Linked DNA regions of Homo sapiens: region 1 is linked to region 2. Evidence: chromatin loops called from intact Hi-C (ENCODE). Cell type or tissue: heart right ventricle. All regions are shown on one strand. Each heading gives the region's core, and the rest is flanking DNA. Links, peaks and the distances in the headings are about the cores only. Region 1 has its middle 9.8 kb from the start of SRP9. Region 2 has its middle 2.6 kb from the start of ENAH.

The links. Peaks named below come from ENCODE experiments on the same cell type or tissue, not always from the same donor. Only the 100,000 strongest peaks of a DNase experiment are listed, where the experiment ranks them.
Region 1: a loop joins it to region 2, with 4 times the contacts of the local background. A loop is called at or near these places in 80 of 110 quality-filtered maps.

What each region holds. Positions count from the first base shown.
Region 1 is chr1:225,766,566-225,769,476 of GRCh38, forward strand. No RefSeq gene overlaps it. Among named protein-coding and RNA genes, the nearest start is that of SRP9, 9.8 kb to the right of the region's middle. RefSeq lists enhancers at 123-1,618, 2,531-2,700 and a silencer at 1,742-1,913. In heart right ventricle, for the core only: no CTCF peak of the experiment used is centred there; DNase peaks (open chromatin) are centred at 526, 1,246 and 1,956; H3K27ac peaks cover 2,500 bases.
Region 2 is chr1:225,654,281-225,657,191 of GRCh38, forward strand. No RefSeq gene overlaps it. Among named protein-coding and RNA genes, the nearest start is that of ENAH, 2.6 kb to the left of the region's middle. In heart right ventricle, for the core only: a CTCF peak has its summit at 1,679; a DNase peak (open chromatin) is centred at 1,629; H3K4me3 peaks cover 62 bases; H3K27ac peaks cover 2,418 bases.

The DNA.
Region 1 (2,911 bases), core at 192-2,691, 110 kb after region 2:
AACTGTCCTTTGATCCTTATTCCTGAGCCCTAGGCATTACATTTGGCACAGAGTATATGCTCAATAACCATCTATTCATGCATCTGAACAAATGCATGGATAACTGGTCAGGAGGGGACGCCAGCAGAAAGGCCACCTGTTTAAACCTAAAATCGCAGAACTCAAACTGGTCCTCCATTCTTTCTTCTGCTTTTCTCTAAGATATTACATAGCCACAAAAGCAGATTCTTGATTCCAATCTAGTCCATCCTTTCATAGACTTTGAGTGATCAGCCCTCCCTAAGGCAGTGCCCCTCTCAAGGACCCAATGCAGAGCTGCTGGGGACCCCGCCCGAGGTCCATCTTTAGGCTCCCAGGGCTACACTTCTGTGTCAGGGTTTAGGTCAGCAGGATTCACACAGAAACTGGAAATCAGACCCATGGACGGCATCTACGGTGAAGTGGAATCAAACGGTAAGGGCTTCCCAGAACATCCGAGTGAATCAGCTGCTCAGGCTGGGACGAATCCAGAACACATGCCCACAAGGGGTGGCAAGTTGTAAATTGAGATCTAATATGAGCCATCTGGTCTGGCAAAATGGCCAACTGGAGAGATGGGAGCCTGGAAACTGCCCAGAAGCAAACTTATCTTGGGGAAATGATGAGTCAGCTCTGTCCAAAAACAAAAGCCTTTAATGAAGTCCTTCACAGTAAGCCCCACAGAATCTTTCTGGAGCAGCTAGAGTTAAGTAACTCCATCTAAAGGTTACCTCTGGTTTCAAAGTTTTCAGATGCCTGGTTCCAGGCTTGGGTGTAACAGAGCATGAACACAGGCGAGGTAAACCCACACTGCTTTGTGGGGGTGGGATGGGATTCAAGAATCATTTCACAGCCAGATAGATGTGTCAGGTAAGATGTGACGAGACATGCAGGACTAGCTGGGGTCCAGCATTTCCCCCTAGCATGGGGACAGTTTAGCCTTGGTCCTGGAGGACAGCTTTTCAGTGTCTTCTCCCAGCCACAGTCGCTAAAAAGCAACCAATTACCAGGTCTAATTATCTTCCTTCAGCCTCTTTACTGGCAGCAGCTGCCAAGGCTCTTGCCAAAACTCTGCTTCACCAACATCCTGATCCAAAAAGCCCCAAGTCAACGAGGAGAAGGCTCTGCGGGCCCAGAACAGCTGTGAGGCTTCCCAACACCAAGACGGGGCACAAGAGGTCAGCGCCGGGAGCTTCAAAGCAACTTGCCCCCTTGAGCCCCCTTGGCCTCAGCATCTGGATGGAGGAGAAGCAGTGGCGCCAGCCACCTGGAACCACACCAGAAAATGACACAACGGCAATCAACACACTGGCCCCAACCACCCCCGCCCCAGGAAGTTAGGAAGCTTTTTAAAGGCCTTGTTTGTGCTTGTGGTGGAAGCTCCAAGGTCAGGGCTGGCCTAGAGCTCAGTGTGTGCCTCACAGCTGAGCGTAGCTGGGAGGTATGTCAGGAATTCTCTAGGTCGGGGCTGGGGGTCTCTCAGGGCACCATGCCACTGCTGATCCCTACTTCCTTGCACTCCAAAGTAGCTTGCCTACTTCTGCCCACAGGTGAGCCTGAGACCTGATTAGCCTCTTCCTGCACGGAACAAGAGGTAGCTTCCTCCTGAAAGATGTCCTGAGTCGCAGAAGCATTCTCTGACTTGCACAAGAATGAGTCTCCAAAACCCCAGTCACCTGGGGGGCCTGGACTTGTCTGAGCAGGGAGTGGGGAAAACCAGGCGGCCATCCACTCGGCCTCCAACCTTGCAGCCCCAGGGGAAGAAGGGCCAGGTGCAGTTTGCTGGGCAGTTATGAAACTTGAGAAGCTGGAGTGACTTTGGGCTGGTGCTTTGAGAACAGGGAGGTATTGTGTGATGAGGCGCAGAGCGGGTATAGAATACCCAACAGTTCATGCACAAACACGATCCCAGCCTTGTGCAGAGAAAGGGGCTTCCAGGGGCCTGGGTGGTTTCAAACTGGAATGTGAGGAGAAAGGTAGTGCCCATGAGGCTGTTGGTGACCCATACCCAGGAGGAGGCCCAGAAGCCAAGCCAGCCCTCACCCCTACGCACAGACAGTTCCACAGATCTCAACACGTATGCCCTGAGACATCATCTCTGGGGATACAGAAATTCTATCCGTCAGCAATTAAAGAATATTTTCTTAAAACTTGGGTGGGTATCTTCCCCATGTGTTGTCATCTTGGTCATCAGTAAATACCCACTGAGCAGGACTATCTGCATGGTCCTGTCAGAGGTATTATGGTCACAAAGGCCAGTGCCTGCCCTCCCGGGCCCTGCGTCCTGACGACAGGGCACCAATCGTAAGAGGCAGCAAAATAGCTGGAGATTGAGCAACCAGACACACCAGCCTTGCAACTGGTCAAACAAGAGATGCAGTGCACCTCATCTGTGCACTACAAACAAAAGCTTTACATGTTTTACAATTTTTCTCTCTCACAGTGGCTGGAAAGCTGGATGAGGTGAGAAGAGAATAAGAGCAAAGCAGAGAAATTGGGTAGAGAAAGTGATAATGGAGTGATAAGCCAGGGGAGCTGGGAACAGTGGCTCTCAGGTCTGAGTCGAGAAGGATCCAGGACAGACACCTAATTGGTTATGATTTCACCCCCCCTCTCTGGGCTTATCTTCTCCATCTGTCCTCCCACAGTTCCCAGCTCAGGGCGCTGAGCTCTGATAGTTCTCAAACCCTTTTCTCCCTTTACTTACTGCGAGAAAGCTGTGGTTATCAGCATGCTGGCTCTTGCAGCCCCAGGTGCCACACTAAGCTCCTAGGCCAGTCCCTAACCCTGTTGCCTCTAAAAAAAATTAAGTCGAGACAGGGAGGTGGGAGGACCTTCCACACCATGTTCCAGTCCTCACTGCCCACTCCAGTGCCTTCTTTCTCAAACGGTC
Region 2 (2,911 bases), core at 229-2,728:
ATCTAAAAACAAATCCAATAATAAAATTTTTAACTGTACGAATTACGGCCCCCTTTTAGTCCGGAAGACAGGGATGTACTTTCTGTATAAAAGGTGAGGAGGATAGAAAAGGGTTGTTGCTACAGGGATCCTATTGCTGAAGGATCTCATCCAAAATGGAGGACCTACCATGACTCCAGGAATCCATTCAAAAGTTTTGGTGTTTTGTTTTAAGATGCAGGTACCATTCAAAAGATAGTTAGGAAGGTTGGGATAATGTACACTTCCAAATGAAAAGACAGGTTATAGTGATCCGTGGTCAATGCCTGATTTGTCTATAATTGAACTGTGTAGCCCATTTTTAACCATAAAAAAAGCTTCCTGGTTTCAGCCGGGTGCGGTGGCTCACGCCTGTCATCTCAGCACTTCGGGAGGCTGAGGCAGGCGAATCATCTGAGGTCAGGAGTTCCAGACCAGCCTGGCCAACATGGCGAAACCCTGTCTCTACTAAAAATAAAAAATAAAAAAACAGCCGGGCGTGGTGGTGCACGCCTGTAATCCCAGCTGAGTCAAGAGAATCGCTTGAACCCGGGAAGAGGAGGTTGTAGTGAGCTCAGATCACACCACTGCACTCCAGCCTAGGTGACAGAGCGAGACTCCATCTAAAAAATAAATAAATAAATAAATAAATAAATAAATAAATAAAATTCCTGGTTTCAGAGCTCAATACCGAGTTATTTTCTTTTTGGAACCGGCAGCCTTAGACCAACAGCCCTATAGAAGCAGTGACCCGGAGCTATGGCAGAGGATCAAGGTGGCCTCAGGTAGTAGAAAGCATGATGCCTCTGCCTTAAACATGGTGTACTTGAAGAACGCTAATTTCCACCCACATATCTAATTACAGCTTACCATTACAGAGGGCATTTTATTCAAGGATCTCCAACCACTGGAGAGAAAACAAACTTGCCAGTCAAATGTTCTAGTTGCCATATTGCAAGTAGAGACAGGGAAACATAGAGCTCAAGTAACTGGATCAATTAGTGCAACAGGCATGATTAAAAATCATAGCTACCAACTATGAGGGTCATTGTCTTACGTAAGTTTCTCCCTGTAGTTTGAAACACATACCTCAAGTATTTGAACATGTGCTGTGGAGAGTTTTTTCTTGGAAAAATTAAGACATATTGAACCATCTTGGAAAAGTATTAATAAAACATATTCGACCACAGAGAAGTCACACCAATTTGCCTTAGTCCATTCATAGCAATACAGTAAATCCGACAGAGCTTATGTTTCAGGGAAAACTCTTACAAAGGGCCAAAAGGGGTGGAGAGAGTGCTGTAATGACTCAAGCTATCTCCTGCCAGACACAAGAAACAAGGATAAAAATTCCTTACAGATGACTCCATAACCTACTTCTCATTTGTGAAAGTTAATCCATCCTGCGCTAAATAAGTGATATATCACATCATCTTTATTCTAACAGCAAATGTTCCAATGGTATGGGCACCAAATTAAGCAATCCAAGTGGAAAATGCTGTTCTTATTTTCTATGTTTATTAAAAATGTACCAGCCAAGAATTTTGGCTGCCTACAACCATTTCCATCCTTTTGGATGGCAGCCTGCCAGCTCACAAGTTGGTCATAGCATTCATTGCCTTTTGGATTTAGATATTGCAATGGGTGGCCTGACCCCCAAAGGTCATTCTGTGGAAGGGCAATTTGTTGGCTGTGACAAAATGTTATTGCTTCTTGTTCATATTTGGTTTAACATTCAAAGAGTGCAAAGCGATACTTGAGGTAGGAAGTCACAGACTAATTCTGGTCACAAAGGAAATGCTGTGGAATGTGTTACCATATAGAATAAAAGAATTTTAGAGATGGAAGGAATCTTCGGTCCAGCCCACTCATTTTTCAGAAAAGAAATGTGAGACCCAGAGAGGTTAAGTAACTTGCCCACAACTTAAACTCAGGATTTCCAAATCTTGGTCCATTGTTCCTTCGACTATATCAAACTACCTTCTTATGGGATGAGAGTGCACTAAGGCAATAAAAATTAAAGCTGATTCTCTTCTCATAAACTCTGCTTAAAAATTAGGTCTGGGCCTGGCATGATGGCTCAGGTTTGTAAACCCAGCACTTTGGGAGGCTGAGGCAGCAGATCACTTGAGCCCAGGAGTTCAAGACCAGCCTGGGCAACATGGCAAGACCCCATTTCTACAAAATTTTTAAAAAATTAGCCAGGTAGCCAGGTACGGTGGCTCATACCTGTAATCCCAGCACTTTGGGAGGCTGAGGCAGGCGGATCACTAGGTCAGGAGTTTGAGACCAGCCTGGCCAACATGGTGAAACCCCATCTATATTAAAAATACAAAAAATTAGCCAGGTGTGGTGGCAGGTGCCTGTAATCCCAGCTACTCCAGAGGCTGAGGCAGGAGATTCACTTGAACCCGGGAGGCAGAGGTTGCAGTGAGCCGAGATTGTGCCACTGTACTCCAGCCTGGGAGGCAGAGGTTGCAGTGAGCTGAGATTGTGCCACTGTACTCCAGCCTGGGAGACAGAGCGAGACTCCGTCTCAAAGAAAAAAAATATGAGCCAGGTATTGTAGCACGCCCCTGTGGTCTCAGCTGCTCAGGAGGCTGAGGCAAGAAGATTGTTTGAGCCCAGGGATTCGAGGCTGCAGTGAGCTATGATCCAGCCACTGCACTCCAGCCTGAGAGACAGAACCTGTCTCTAAACAATTAAAATTAAAAACTAAAAATTAGCTGAGATTGTGTTGGCTTGGCTGAATAGTGGAAATCATTTGAACTCTTCTCTCATAAGGGTTGCTGGCCCAAGGCCCAATGGCTGGCCCATCATGTAGGCACCTAGGTATTTAAAAGGTGAATGAATAAATGAGTGAATGACTTCTCTAATTAAAAACTATTCATCA